2 separate regions of the Homo sapiens genome follow, and region 1 is linked to region 2. The links are chromatin contacts, found by POLR2A ChIA-PET in ENCODE. All regions are on one chromosome and are shown on one strand. The core of a region is the stretch at or near the end of the contact, and the rest is flanking DNA. Distances in the headings are between cores, read along the strand shown.

The links. ChIA-PET counts read pairs that join two places held with the same protein, here RNA polymerase II (POLR2A).
Region 1: POLR2A ChIA-PET joins it to region 2 with 20 read pairs in OCI-LY7. The contact joins two enhancer-like sites. POLR2A ChIA-PET finds 5 or more read pairs at or near these places in 3 of 52 experiments (A549, OCI-LY7 and activated B cell).

What each region holds. Positions count from the first base shown.
Region 1 is chr3:58,283,798-58,290,590 of GRCh38, forward strand. ABHD6 (abhydrolase domain containing 6, acylglycerol lipase) reads left to right here. Exons shown (of 10, transcript NM_001320126.2): 8 at 1,288-1,342; 9 at 1,556-1,656. Among named protein-coding and RNA genes, the nearest start is that of RPP14, 19 kb to the right of the region's middle. Within about 2 kb of position 4,408, at least 3 of the 41 ENCODE cell types and tissues checked have a DNase peak (open chromatin) inside an H3K27ac peak, as active enhancers do.
Region 2 is chr3:58,117,493-58,124,767 of GRCh38, forward strand. FLNB (filamin B) reads left to right here. Exons shown (of 46, transcript NM_001457.4): 19 at 1,380-1,497; 20 at 3,749-4,011; 21 at 5,601-6,198; 22 at 6,840-7,013. Among named protein-coding and RNA genes, the nearest start is that of FLNB-AS1, 50 kb to the right of the region's middle. Within about 2 kb of position 3,104, at least 9 of the 41 ENCODE cell types and tissues checked have a DNase peak (open chromatin) inside an H3K27ac peak, as active enhancers do.

The DNA of each region.
Region 1 (6,793 bases), core at 3,158-5,657, 170 kb after region 2:
GGAGGATGGATGGACACAAGATGAATAGATATGTGGGTACAGGTGGATAGCTGAACAAAGAAAATCTCTGATGCTGAGCACAATGTTGTTATTCAACAAATTGTCATTGTCCTCATGTCCAGGCTGAATGAGTTAGAGTCTAGTGATGCTCCAGAGGGTTGGTTTAGTCCATAGCAGCCATGGCTGGTTCTTCCCCACTTTCAGTCAGTGCACAGGACTCCTGAGAGAGTGTAATTAAAGGGTTCAGACCTGTTTGCAGGTAGAGGAGAGGAGTAGAGGAGTACAGCCACTAATGTGAACCCTGTACTCTACCTCAGGAGTCCTGAGGCAGGAGGAAGAGAAGAACTGTGTTCCTTCCAGCCACCACTACCTCTTTGGGTCAGTAGCCCAGGTCCAGAAGATGTGGCCTGTCCACATTGGCTGCAGCCCTCACCAGCCCTCAGCAGGGAAGGCAAAGACAGTGTCAAATGATAAACAAAGGGCTGTTGAACCCTCCCAGTGGGACTGTGGAACCCTCCCCAGAATCTTTTCAATAGTTTATTTCTTTGTTGTTTAATAGACCTATCATCCCCCAGTGGCTTAATTTTTTTAATGGAACTTGTTCTGCGTTTGGATATTACTGGCGAATTACTTGATATTATGGTCATCCTCATTATGTCTTTTTTTTTTTTTTGAGATAGAGTCTCACTGTCGCCCAGGTTGGAGTGCAGTGGCGCAATCTCAGCTCACTGCAACCTCCGCCTCCTGGGTTCAAGTGATTCTCCTGCCTCAGCCTCCCGAGTAGATGGGATTACAGGCCTGCACCATCACATCCTGCTAGTTTTTGTCTTTTTAGTAGAGATGGGGGTTTCACCATTTGGCCAGGCTGGTCTTGAACTCCTGGCCTCAAGTGATCTGCCCGCCTTGGCCTCCTGAAGTGCTGGGATTACAGGCATGAGCCACCATGCCCGGCCCATCCTGATTATGTCTTAAGTGAAGCAGAGAATCTCTCAAGCTAAAGTTGCTGTCAGGCCATCTCAGGTGTATTTAACATGCTGTAGGGCACCTCCAGTTTCACGATATTACCCAAGTTCCTTTATAATAATAATAATAATAAAAAGCTTCTTAGAAGCCTAACTCCCCATTAGACTGTGTGCTGCATCATGGGAATTCAGAGGACCAGGCTCTAAAGACCTTGACAGTGCAATAAATTGCTGGACCTCATTCCCATTCATTGTCCCAGAGCTGTGAGAGGCCTGAGGAAATGAATCTTCTCTTGCTCTCTAACTTTGGGTTATTTATCCTTAGATCCTGCAAGGCCTTGTCGATGTCCGCATCCCTCATAACAACTTCTACCGAAAGTGTAAGTAGCCCTACTTTCAGCTTGGAGCTTGTTACAAGTGAAGCTCTGTGGATGGATGGCTTTTATTTCTTAAATCTCTGACACTTTGAATGTCTCTTTGGGCCCCTGAAGAGAGGAAGTGGTGGCCTGGATCTGGTGACTATCCCTTGATTCTGCGGTGGTGCCACAGGCACAGTCCAGCACATACTCACTTTGTTTTCCTTTTCTGACAAGTGTTTTTGGAAATCGTCAGTGAGAAGTCCAGATACTCTCTCCATCAGAACATGGACAAGATCAAGGTTCCGACGCAGATCATCTGGGGGAAACAAGACCAGGTATGTAACACATCCCCGCGGCAGTCTGTGCTGGTCACCAGGGCCTCTGAGGAAAAACGTCCTTGAGGAAGAACAAGTGGTTATTTATGGAGTGAGCTGATCGCTGCTGTCAGGAAGAGGGGGAAGGCACCTGTGTTGGGTGCCAGTGTTGACAGTGGGCAGAGTTCTGGGAGTGGAGAGAAACAACATTTGGTCTGGTAAAAGGAAAGACAATTTTAAATCATTTTCAAAAATTGTTTTTATCAAAGCCATGTAGTCACATGGTATAAAAAGATCTTCAAAGAACACCAAAAGGTTTATAATGAAAACTTTTCTTTTTCGCATCCCAAATTCCATTCTCCATTACCATGAGGCAACTCTTATCTTACTATCTTGAATATATTTCTTTTCTTTTTTTCGTTTGAGACGGAGTCTTGCTCTGTCACCCAGGCTGGAGTGCAGTGGCCCAATCTTGGCTCACTGCAACTTCTGCCTCCCAGGTTCAAGCGATTCTCCTGCCTCAGCCTCCCAAGTAGCTGGGATTACAGGTGCCCTCCACCATGCTCACCTAATTTTTGTTTTTTGTTCTTTTGTTTTTTTTTTTTTAGACGAAGTCTTGCTCTGTTACCCAGGCTGGAGTGCAGTGGCACAATCTCGGCTCACTGCAAGCTCTGCCTCCTGGGTTCACGCCATTCTCCTGCCTCAGCCTCTCAAGTAGCTGGGACTACAGGCACCCGCCACCATGCCCAGCTAATTTTTTGTATTTTTAGTAGAGACGGGGTTTCACCATGTTAGCCAGGATGGTCTCGATCTCCTGACGTCATGATCTGCCGGCCTCAGCCTCCCAAAGTGTTGGGATTACAGGCGTGAGCCACCACACCTGGCAATTTTTGTATTTTTTTTAGTAGAGACGGGGTTTCACCATTTTGGCCAGGCTGGTCTTGAGCTCCTGACTTCAAGCAGTCCACCTTCCTTAGCCTCCCAAAGTGCTGGGATTACAAGCATGAGCCAACATGCTTGGCCTAAATTTTTTAAGCCAGAAGTTAGCAAATGTTTTCTGTAAAGGGCCAGATGGTAAACATTTTCAGCCTTGTGGTCCAGTCTCTGTCACACCTGGACACAGTTGAGTAACTGTGACCTTATAGTATAAAAGCAGCCATAGGCAATATGTAAACAAATGGCATGGCTTTTTCCAGTGAACCTTTATTTATAAAAACGGGCAGTGAGCCATTGTTTGCCTACTCCTATTCTAAGCACACGTATAGTGTATATATATGCATACCTATACATATCTGAGCTTTCAAACATGCTAGATACACTGGCATCTAAGATGCATGTTTGAAAGCTTAGATATATATAGGTGTGCATATAAGATATATAAGATCATATATGTGTGTGTGTGTGTGTGTGTGTGTGTGTGTATATATATATATATATGTATATGTATATATAAGTAGGTATCTTGGAAATCATTTTATATCAGCCCAAACAAATCTATTCCTTCTATTCTTAAAAAAATTTTATCTTGAAATAATTTCAAACTTACAGAAAATTTGAAAGAAGGCCAGGCATGGTGGCTTACGCCTATAATGCCAGCACTTTGGGAGGCTAAGGCAGGAGGATTGCTTGAGCCCAGGAGTTTGAGACCAACCTGGGCAGCATAGTGAGATCCCATCTCTATAAAAAATAAATTTTTAAAAAAGTAGCCAAGCATGGTGGTATGCATCTGTAGTCCCAGCTACTCTGGAGGGTGAGGCAGGAGGATCACTTGAGTCCAGGACATGGAGGTGGCAGTGAGCCGTGATTGCTTCACTGCACACCAGCCTGGGCCACAGGGCGGGATCCTATCTCAAAAAAATAAAAATAAAAAAGAATACAGAGTATACCTGCATACCCTTTACCTAAATGCATCAATTTTTAACTGGCAGGAGGTCACACTGTGGCCACAAAGACCCACAAGTGCATGAATGACCCAGGCAGGAGAGAGTGGGGAGGAGCAGCCAGGCTGTGCCCATGGCGTGTACGCAGAATAAGAGGCAATGGTGTCTTAGATGAGCCAGGCATGGTGAGGATTCACAGCATGGTTTTGTGGACGTGGAGAGAAGGGGATCTCATGTGCTCTCTTCTGCAGCGCCAAGGGACTGAAAGAAGCTTTGTTTGTGCCCTGGGCTATGCCAGCAGAGAGTCATTTGATCAGGAATCAGAGCCTGAGCAGCGAAGGCCTTCTGTTGTTCTAAAAACCCCAAAGGTGATTTGGGGCTCTCAGGAGCCAACAGGGAGAGGCTGTAACCCATCTTCCTGTGGAGACAGCGCAGAAGCAAGGGCACTGGCCTTGGATTCTGAAAGTCTATGTTCCAGCCCTACTTTTGTCCTTGGTCAGCCCATGCATGACCTTGAGCAAGTAACTCAGCCCCTCTAAATTAAGGGTTTCTGAAACTTCTAGTACCAGGGTTATTTTGAGGCTCAAATGAAATAATATGTATGAAAATGATCTTCCAGTTGCAAAAAAGTTAGGTTAGCTGGTATTAGATTAGACTGCTCATGTCCTTTGCCTCTGTTGGTGGCTTCAATGCATGGTCCAAATTTTTTTCCCAGACTCAGAAGTCCGTTTCATTCCAGAAAAAGAGCCTAACATTCTATGGGCTTGCTATAAATGTGATCAGATCCTTCATGTGTTTTGTGGACTGTCCCTGGGACAGAGGCCAAATAGCAGAGGCTTCAGGGAGTCTTTTATTTCACAGCCTTTTGCCTCCCAAGCTCGCTGGCTCTTTTCCTGCTCTGTCATCAACATTTGGTGTCACAGCACCTGCCCCTACCAGGCCAAATTCAGCTTCCTTCTTCTTTGGACCCCTGTAGGCTGACTGCTATACTGCACAGCTGCAGGGGGAGCCATGTGCATTGTCATTTTTGTGAATGATGGATTTGGTCTGTATACAACCTGTACACCCAAACATGGCAGCCCTTCCTGAGAGGGTTTCTGCATGCTTCATTTCAAGCATCGCTCCTCTATGTTCAGTCCATCAAAATGGGAGGGCCATCTAGAGACAGACAGGCTATTATTCTTTATGTCCCTTCTCCCTGCCAGCACCGTGCCTGGTATGCAGGAGACCCAGAGTACACAGTGAGTGAGCAAACAAGTGAGAAATTGAGTGAACAAACCAACTAGTGAAGGGATAAACCCACTGACTGACTACACATTTAAGCCAGTTAACAGGCATTTATTGAGCACCTAGTATGTGCCTAACACTGTATTAGGCCCTGAGGATACAGTAGGGACCAAGACAGCCAGGATCCCTGCCCTCCAGCAATTTATCGTCTACCTACCCTTATAGTGCATAACAGGCCCGAGACAAGGGTGAGATGAGAGAGATGTGTCATGCAGGTGCAGGGTCAGATCCTGTCTGTATTTATGATTTTGATATTTTGTTCATCATGTGCCTTTTTCCATTAATGTTTTTTTTAACATACTGCACTAAAATATTTTCTCTTAATTTATGAGTTTTTTGGCACTTAAATTTTGTGCCTTAGGCAAATGCCTCATTTGCCTCACCATAGTTTTAGCCCTGGTGTGAAGCAATGCAGGAAAAGGTTTTGATTTTTGTTTTTTGTTGGGCAGGGGGGTTGTTTGTTTGTTTGTTCTGAGACTGGTTCTTGCTCTGTCACCCAGGCTAGAATGCAGTGGCTCAATCATAGCTCACTGCAGCCTCAACCTCCTGAGCTCAAGCAATGCTCCCACCTCAGCCTCCCAGGCAGCTGGGACTACAGGCATGTGCCACCACACCCGGGTAATTTTTTATTTTTTTTATTTTTTTATTTTTTTTATTGATCATTCTTGGGTGTTTCTCACAGAGGGGGATTTGGCAGGGTCATAGGACAATAGTGGAGGGAAGGTCACCAGATAAACAAGTGAACAAAGGTCTCTGGTTTTCCTAGGCAGAGGACCCTGAGGCCTTCCGCAGTGTTTGTGTCCCTGGGTACTTGAGATTAGGGAGTGGTGATGACTCTTAACGAGCATGCTGCCTTCAGGCATCTGTTTAACAAAGCACATCTTGCACTGCCCTTAATCCATTTAACCCTGAGTGGACACAGCACATGTTTCAGAGAGCACAGGGTTGCGGGGTAAGGTCACAGATCAACAGGATCCCAAGGCAGAAGAATCTTTCTTAGTACAGAACAAAATGAAAAGTCTCCCATGTCTACCTCTTTCTACACAGACACGGCAACCATCCGATTTCTCAATCTTTTCCCCACCTTTCCCCCCTTTCTATTCCACAAAACCACCATTGTCATCATGGCCTATTCTCAATGAGCTGTTGGGCACACCTCCCAGACGGGGTGGTGGCTGGGCAGAGGGGCTCCTCACTTCCCAGTAGGGGCGGCCAGGCAGAGGCGCCCCTCACCACCCGGACAGGGCGGCTGGCCGGGTAGGGGGCTGACCCCCCCACCTCCCTCCCGGACGGGGTGGCTGGCCGGGCAGAGGGGCTCCTCACTTCCCAGTAGGGGCGGCCGGGCAGAGGCGCCCCTCACCTCCCGGACGAGGCGGCTGGCCGGGCGGGGGGCTGACCCCCCCACCTCCCTCCCGGACGGGGCGGCTGGCCGGGCGGGGGGCTGACATCCCCACCTCCCTCCCGGACGGGGCGGCTGGCCGGGCAGAGAGGCTCCTCACTTCCCAGTAGGGGCGGCCGGGCAGAGGCGCCCCTCACCTCCCGGACGGGGCGGCTGGCCGGGCGGGGGGCTGACCCCCCCACCTCCCTCCCGGACGGGGCGGCTGGCTGGGCAGAGGGGCTCCTCACTTCCCAGTAGGGGCGGCTGGGCAGAGGCGCCCCTCACCTCCCAGACGGGGCGGCTGGCCGGGCGGGGGGCTGACCCCCCCCACCTCCCTCCCGGACGGGGCGGCTGGCCTGGCGGGGGCTGACCCCCCACCTTCCTCCCGGATGGAGCGGCTGGCCGGGCAGAGGGGCTCCTCACTTCCCAGTAGGGGCGGCTGGGCAGAGGCGCCCCTCACCTACCGGATGGGGCGGCTGGCCGGGCGGGGGGCTGACCCCCCCACCTCCCTCCCGGACGGGGCGGCTGGCCTGGCAGGGGCTGACCCCCCACCTCCCTCCCGGACGGGTCGGCTGCCAGGCGGAGAGGCTCCTCACTTCCCAGACGGGGTGGC
Region 2 (7,275 bases), core at 1,854-4,353:
TTAGCCTGAGGTCTGCTTAGTGAGCCCCTGAATTGTTAGGGGCTGTGGGGAAACGGAAGCTCGGGAAGAGTTGGCACGTTGGGAATGCCACGTTGGCTGAAGTAGCGAGTCAGTCCTGCCTTAAACAGTACAAAAAGGAGACCTTTCCTGCCCCTTGGCTGGCTCCCAGCTCTGTTGAATTTGACCTGTACACATTTTACCAGGAAATGTTGTTCACATGAGGCAGGGGGCCAATTGGTTTTGTGTGCAGTGCTTAAAAATGCTGGAAAATTAATCCTCTCTTCATTGATGCAACCAGTTTTTTTTTTTTTTTCTTGGCCTTTACCCCCTTCCTTATTACAAAAGGAATGTGACAAAATATACATAGGCCAAATGCTACACCCTTTTAACACTTGATCAGCAACAGCTTTCAGCAGGGCCTGCATTCCAGCAAGGCTGCTGGATTCTTGGGGGGAACTCGTCTCTCCCTCACACTTTCCTGTTACATTATGCCTGGCCGATTGTGGTGAAGGGGATCTTGATCTACTGAGACAGCCATGAGATTTCTTGGAGCCTCGATTTGGAGGGAGGGAACTTGGCCAACCATGGAGAGAAGAAGCCGGCTGTGTGCCAGCCTGGAACCGGCGAGAGGAGAGAAATGGCGCACACATGGCTATCGCGTGCCACCCGGCCACCCGTGAGGGTGCCTGCCAATCCTGCAAGCACCATCTGCCTTCACACTTGCAATTTTATTTTCTTTCACATGGAAATGGAAGTTCAGATATTGTGCGATGGTCTTAGCACAGGTCTAGGTGAACTCTTGCAAATCCCTGTTGCAGCCTGGGGGCCTCAAACTGATTCCTAGGACAGAAATGGTTCTGTTTGGTGAGTGGCCCCAGGCCCAGCTGCACTGGCTGGCACTGGGTATGATGATGGGGAGGTGGTGTGGCAGAGCAGCTAGGACACAGATTTGGGGGCCATGGGTATGAGGCCCAGCTCGCACCCTTACCAAGGTGTGTGACTTGGGGCACGTTCCTTTACCAGTCTGAGCCACAGTTTCCTCTCCTGAAAAAATGAGATGACAGTAGGAACTACCCCTTAGGACTGTTTTGATCTTGAATTGAGGAAATGCATAAAAGCACATAGCATGGTGCTTGGTGTGTAGAAAATGCTCATTAAGTTGCTTCTGTTATTATTAGCTGCTCTTATTTGATCTAATTTTTCTGTTATTCTTGCCTTGTGGTCAAAAGCTAGAAGAAATAGATCTAAGATACTTTCTACATTGATTGGAATCAAGTCTCCCCTGTCCGTGAGAAGAATGAGGGATCTTGAGGGGATTTTAAATGCCAAGTTAGCTTTTTGGTACCCAAAGGTAAACTGAGTTTTCTCTCTTGTTCCAGGGCAACATGCAGGTTCTGGTGACTTACGGTGGCGATCCCATCCCTAAAAGCCCTTTCACTGTGGGTGTTGCTGCACCGCTGGATCTGAGCAAGATAAAACTCAATGGGCTGGAAAACAGTAAGTGCCTGAATGGAGAGCAGATGGGTTGTTGATGACCCCCCAACGTGGCTGCTGGTTAGATTTTCTTCAAAAGGTGAAATTTGCAGAGAAGCAAATTCTATGTTAAGAGACTTTGCAGTTGCACAGACTTTGGTTCGAATTAAGGCCGTGGTGTGAAGTAACTGTGACTGTGTCTGCCCCTTAGCCACACCGAGACTCAGCTTTCTCATTTGTACAGTGGGGGGTGGTCGGCGGGGAGAGGTTGAGAACACCCATGGGAATATTTTGAAAATTATATGAGCTAATGGTTCAGAGGCTGGCACGTAGTCAGCCCCCTGGCATTGCAGTAGGAAGTTTTCATTAAAAAGAGAATTTGGGCTATGTTGCTTTCTGATGAGTTTCTAACTGTGCCAGCTATCCTTGGCAACTGAATCCGCACTAAGGTTGCGAGTCAAGCATAAATGCCAAATCCCTGGCACTCAGAAGTCACTACCACCACACCTCTGCCCCATCCCAATGTTCCTTTAGCTTGTTAGGGATTTTACTAGTATAAGCTCATTTCGCTTATTTTCAATTTTCTGATTATTTTTTAGTAGGGAAAATTTCAAACAGAAAAGGAAAGAGAATAGTATAACATGAACACTGATGTACTTATCACTCAGCTTCAGATGTGCAACACATGCTCATAAAATGATTTTTTTATACAAGTAAAAATATATCCATTTTTCATCTAAAAAACATTACAGTTAAGGGATAATTCCACTTTAACCCTCACCTCTCCTTCTCCCTAGGGTTAACCAAAGTTTTCAATTCAGTTTCTGTTCTTCCAGATCTTCTCTCTGCATCTATACATATAGATGTGCCTGTGGAACACATTTGGCTGTATTTATTTTGCATTAAAGTTGCCCTGCTGTATAAACCTACTTCTTCGGCCTGCCTTCCAACAGTGCATCTCGGGAATCATTCACTCCTACATCTTTTCCGTCTGTGTTTACTGCTGAGTGGCTCCAGACTGGATGTACCTCAGGGCTCACATTCACCTGGTTTCAGGCTTACTGAGGCAGGGCTGAGTGCATACCCCCAGGACGGGGCCTCCTGTATTCACCTGTGAGGGTTTCTCCAGAGTACCACTAGCAGTGCCATTAGTGAGCATCTTCCTTCACTCGTGACCCAAGTGCACAAGTTGCAAGCAAGGCCAGCTCCCAGTTGCAGAGATCCAAAGTGAGAGCTCACTGTTGGCTTTTGTGGCTGGAGCAGCCAGCTCTGAGTGTGTAAACGTCCACTGCCCAACCCTGTCATGTGTCCCCTTGTCACTCCTTTCCCCAAGACACTGAGAGCTTTGACTCCAGAACAGGAAAAGCAGGGTGCCAATTAGGAAAGCCTCTTTTCCGGTGGGAAGTAGCGATCCGGGACCTCCTTGCCTGTGGTTCGGCAGTGTCCATCTTGCCAGGCCCTATGTTCCTTCAGAGTCAAGGTTCTCTGGGTTGTGGCAGGGGCCCTGTGTTCCCAGTGCTTTTGTTTTGGGTAAAGTCCTTTCCCTGTTCTTGTCTAATCTAACACTTGGGCTTCCTGCAGCCCTGCTTTGCAGAGACCTTTTGGAAACCATCACGGTACAGTCAGTTCTCAGCACTTGCTTCAATCGGCTCGCATTTGGCAGCTCTGTGACTTCTGCTTTCTTGAGGGGGAGGGGTGCCTATAAGATGGAGTTGGCTGCCAAGAATTAGTAAATAAAACATTGACTTATGAGGGTGTTTGGATATCAAGTTAACACCAAAAGTAAGTAAATAAGAGACGACAGTGTCAGATTACAACTTTCTGGTCAGCAAAGATTGTGGGGTCAGGTAAATTTCACTTTGAGTCCCAGCTTGGCAGGCTGCTGCATATGTCACCCTGGACAAGTTACTTAACCTCTCTGAGCATCAGTTTCCCCATCTGTGAAAGCCATTGGTTAATAATAAATACCCCATAGGATTGTGGTGAAAATTAAGACAATAACCTATTTGTGCTTGGCATATAAAATGCATTCAGTAAATGATAGCCGTTATTGCTGTCATCACTAATTGATTATTGTGCCGACACTTGTTGTTACTGAGGCTGAGATGCTGATGATACTTACTCAGCTTTGCTGCTTGTCCTCTGCAGCAGCTGTTGCTTACAGTGGAGGCTGAGATAAGTCCCCGTGTCCAAAGAACCATTGCTTCTGTGCTCTGGATTGTTCCTGCTGCTGAAAAGGGTCAGCTCTTCACCTCAGCTTGTGTTTCTTTTCCAGGGGTGGAAGTTGGGAAGGATCAGGAGTTCACCGTTGATACCAGGGGGGCAGGAGGCCAGGGGAAGCTGGACGTGACAATCCTCAGCCCCTCTCGGAAGGTCGTGCCATGCCTAGTGACACCTGTGACAGGCCGGGAGAACAGCACGGCCAAGTTCATCCCTCGGGAGGAGGGGCTGTATGCTGTAGACGTGACCTACGATGGACACCCTGTGCCCGGGAGCCCCTACACAGTGGAGGCCTCGCTGCCACCAGATCCCAGCAAGGTCAGCCTTTGCTTTTGTCCCAGAACTTGTCTCATTGCTGTCAAACATGACACCATAGTCCTTCTCTGGTTCTTCCTGGCAAAGACCTTCTGAAAATCGTTTTGTGATGAAAGTTAGCACAATTCACTGTGAAAGGTCCCCTGGGTAGGTGGGTCACAACCCTGCTCCTCCTCTTGCTCTCTGACTACAAGACTTTGGTGAGGGGCTCCCTGTCCCAGAGTCTTCTTTCTTCGCTTGTTAGCATAATCACAGTCCTCACTACAAAGCCAGCCTGTAAGGGGTAGGTGAGTTAGCAAACGTGGAGGCCTCTGCCCAGCACCCAGCTCACAGACGGAGCTCACCCTCCAGAAGCTAGAATCATGTAATATAAAAATACATTATTCTGGCCAGGCGCGGTGGCTCATGCCTGTAATCCCAGCACTTTGGGAGGCCGAGGCGGGCGGATCATGAGGTCAGGAGATCAAGACCATCCTGGCTACCACGGTGAAACCCCGTCTCCACTAAAAATACAAAAAATTAGCTGGGCATGGTGGCGGGCACCTGTAGTCCCAGCTACTCGGGAGGCTGAGGCAGGAGAATGGTGTGAACCTGGGAGGCGGAGCTTGCAGTGAGCTGAGATCACACCACTGCACTCCAGCCTGGGCGACAGAGCAAGACTCCGTCTCAAAAAAAAAAAAAAAAAAACCACAAAAAAAAACATTATTCTTGGCTGGGCGCAGCGGCTCACGCCTGTAATCACTGCACTTTGGGAGGCCAAGGTGGATGGATAACTTGAGGTCAGGAGTTTGAGACCAACCTGGCCAACATGGTGAAACCCCATCTCTACTAAAAATACAAAGATTAGCTGGGTGTGGTGACGCATGCCTGTAATCCCAGCTACTCGGGAGGCTGAGGTGGGATAATCGCTTGAACCTGGGAGGCAGAGGTTGCAGTGAGCTGAGATTGTGCCACTGCACTCCAGCCTGGGCAACAGAGTGAGATTCCGTCCCCTCCAAAAAAAAAAAAAAAAGTTCATCGTCATTTCTTCATAGTAACCCTGACTCAAGGGGTTTTGGAAGATTTCCAGTGGTCTCAATGGTGTGAATCCTATGAAGGTGTCTTATTTGTTGAATTAGAGGTGAAAGCCTCCTTCCTCACTCTTTTTTAGAAACAGTTTAGTTTTATTATTATGCAGAATTTGTTGAGCAAATTGCAACAGCCCAAGCCACAGCTAGCTCCACAAGAGCCCTTCCATGAGCCCTCAACCTGGGATCTCGTGTATCTTTGTTGGAATGGACATTAGGTTTCCAAGTCCAGGCCTGTGATTTAGAAGGGTCAGGTTGGGTAGGAGAGAGGAGAGTCTTGGAGGGGCTGCTCCATGGGGGTCACACCTCTCTCCTGTGGGTTTTCGCTGGTGATTGAGTTCTGAGGCATTTGCTGCATTGACTGTTGTAGCTTTAACTCGTGTGCACGTGTGACACATAAAGCCCCAAGAGAAGGGCTGCCTGGCTCAGATGCACTTCCATGCTGATTATATGCATGGGTGTTGAAAGCAGTGCTGGCTGAGCAGCGATCCCAGTGCAGTTTGACTTTATTCTTTGCTCAAATAGGTGAAGGCCCACGGTCCCGGCCTCGAAGGTGGTCTCGTGGGCAAGCCTGCCGAGTTCACCATCGATACCAAAGGAGCTGGTACTGGAGGTCTGGGCTTAACGGTGGAAGGTCCGTGCGAGGCCAAAATCGAGTGCTCCGACAATGGTGATGGGACCTGCTCCGTCTCTTACCTTCCCACAAAACCCGGGGAGTACTTCGTCAACATCCTCTTTGAAGAAGTCCACATACCTGGGTCTCCCTTCAAAGCTGACATTGAAATGCCCTTTGACCCCTCTAAAGTCGTGGCATCGGGGCCAGGTCTCGAGCACGGGAAGGTGGGTGAAGCTGGCCTCCTTAGCGTCGACTGCTCGGAAGCGGGACCGGGGGCCCTGGGCCTGGAAGCTGTCTCGGACTCGGGAACAAAAGCCGAAGTCAGTATTCAGAACAACAAAGATGGCACCTACGCGGTGACCTACGTGCCCCTGACGGCCGGCATGTACACGTTGACCATGAAGTATGGTGGCGAACTCGTGCCACACTTCCCCGCCCGGGTCAAGGTGGAGCCCGCCGTGGACACCAGCAGGATCAAAGTCTTTGGACCAGGAATAGAAGGGAAAGGTGGGTTTCATTTAAAAAAAAAAAAAAAAAAAAAAAGACAAGCTGGGACTTAAGGGCTACCTGAAACTTGGAGCTGCAAACTCAGCCACCTGCAGGAGCCAGGTGACATATAAGGCGGTGCTCACCTGTTCCCTCTGCCTCGGGGAGTAGTTGGGGGGCCCTGGTGAAGGTTAAGCACATTGCATTTCTGGGGACCGTGCTACTCAACCCCTGTTTTCTGTTTCTCCATGGGGAACAGGACCTAGCATTGTCAGCAGAATCTCTAGTTTTTTGGCAAAGGCAGAAATCTTGATTTTTCTCTGGAAACTCAACATACAACATGTTGGCATTTAATTGGAAAAAAGTTTAAAATGTAGTGTTGTCTAACACCTGCATGCCACACAGCAGGTTAGTCTTCAACCTTTAACCTGTCCTCGAGCCCGGTGTGAGCAGTCGTGTTGTCACTTAGCCGTGGCTACTCTAGAAAGGCCTTCTTTGGGATGGAGGGGGTTAATATTCTTGATTTGAGAGTTAGAAAAACCAGTTTTCCAGTTACTGAAATTGGACTTCATGTGTCCTGAAGTGCCAAGAACCTTGGTTCTGGGGTTTGCTTTTGGGTCTGGGGTACTGGTGGCAGTGTTAGCTATGTGCTTGCTCTGCAGATGTGTTCCGGGAAGCTACCACCGACTTTACAGTTGACTCTCGGCCGCTGACCCAGGTTGGGGGTGACCACATCAAGGCCCACATTGCCAACCCCTCAGGGGCCTCCACCGAGTGCTTTGTCACAGACAATGCGGATGGGACCTACCAGGTGGAATACACACCCTTTGAGAAAGGTGAGCCGCCCTGTCCTCGGACTGGACCCTCGTTCAGAGCTGCCCTTGGTCATTGCCTCCTGGTGGCTGGTACTGATGCCTGCCCCATGTGCTAGGCCTGTCTCAGCAGGGCCACGTGCAGAGTGACAGAGTGGAAGTCAGCGTCCGCTGCAGTCACCTGCCCACTCAGTGCCTGGCTTGCTGGCCTTGTGTAATAGGTGGGCTGGGTTTAGCCTCAGTCTCACCTCAGCAAGTTATGGGGTAATGTCATGATGTTGCTCAT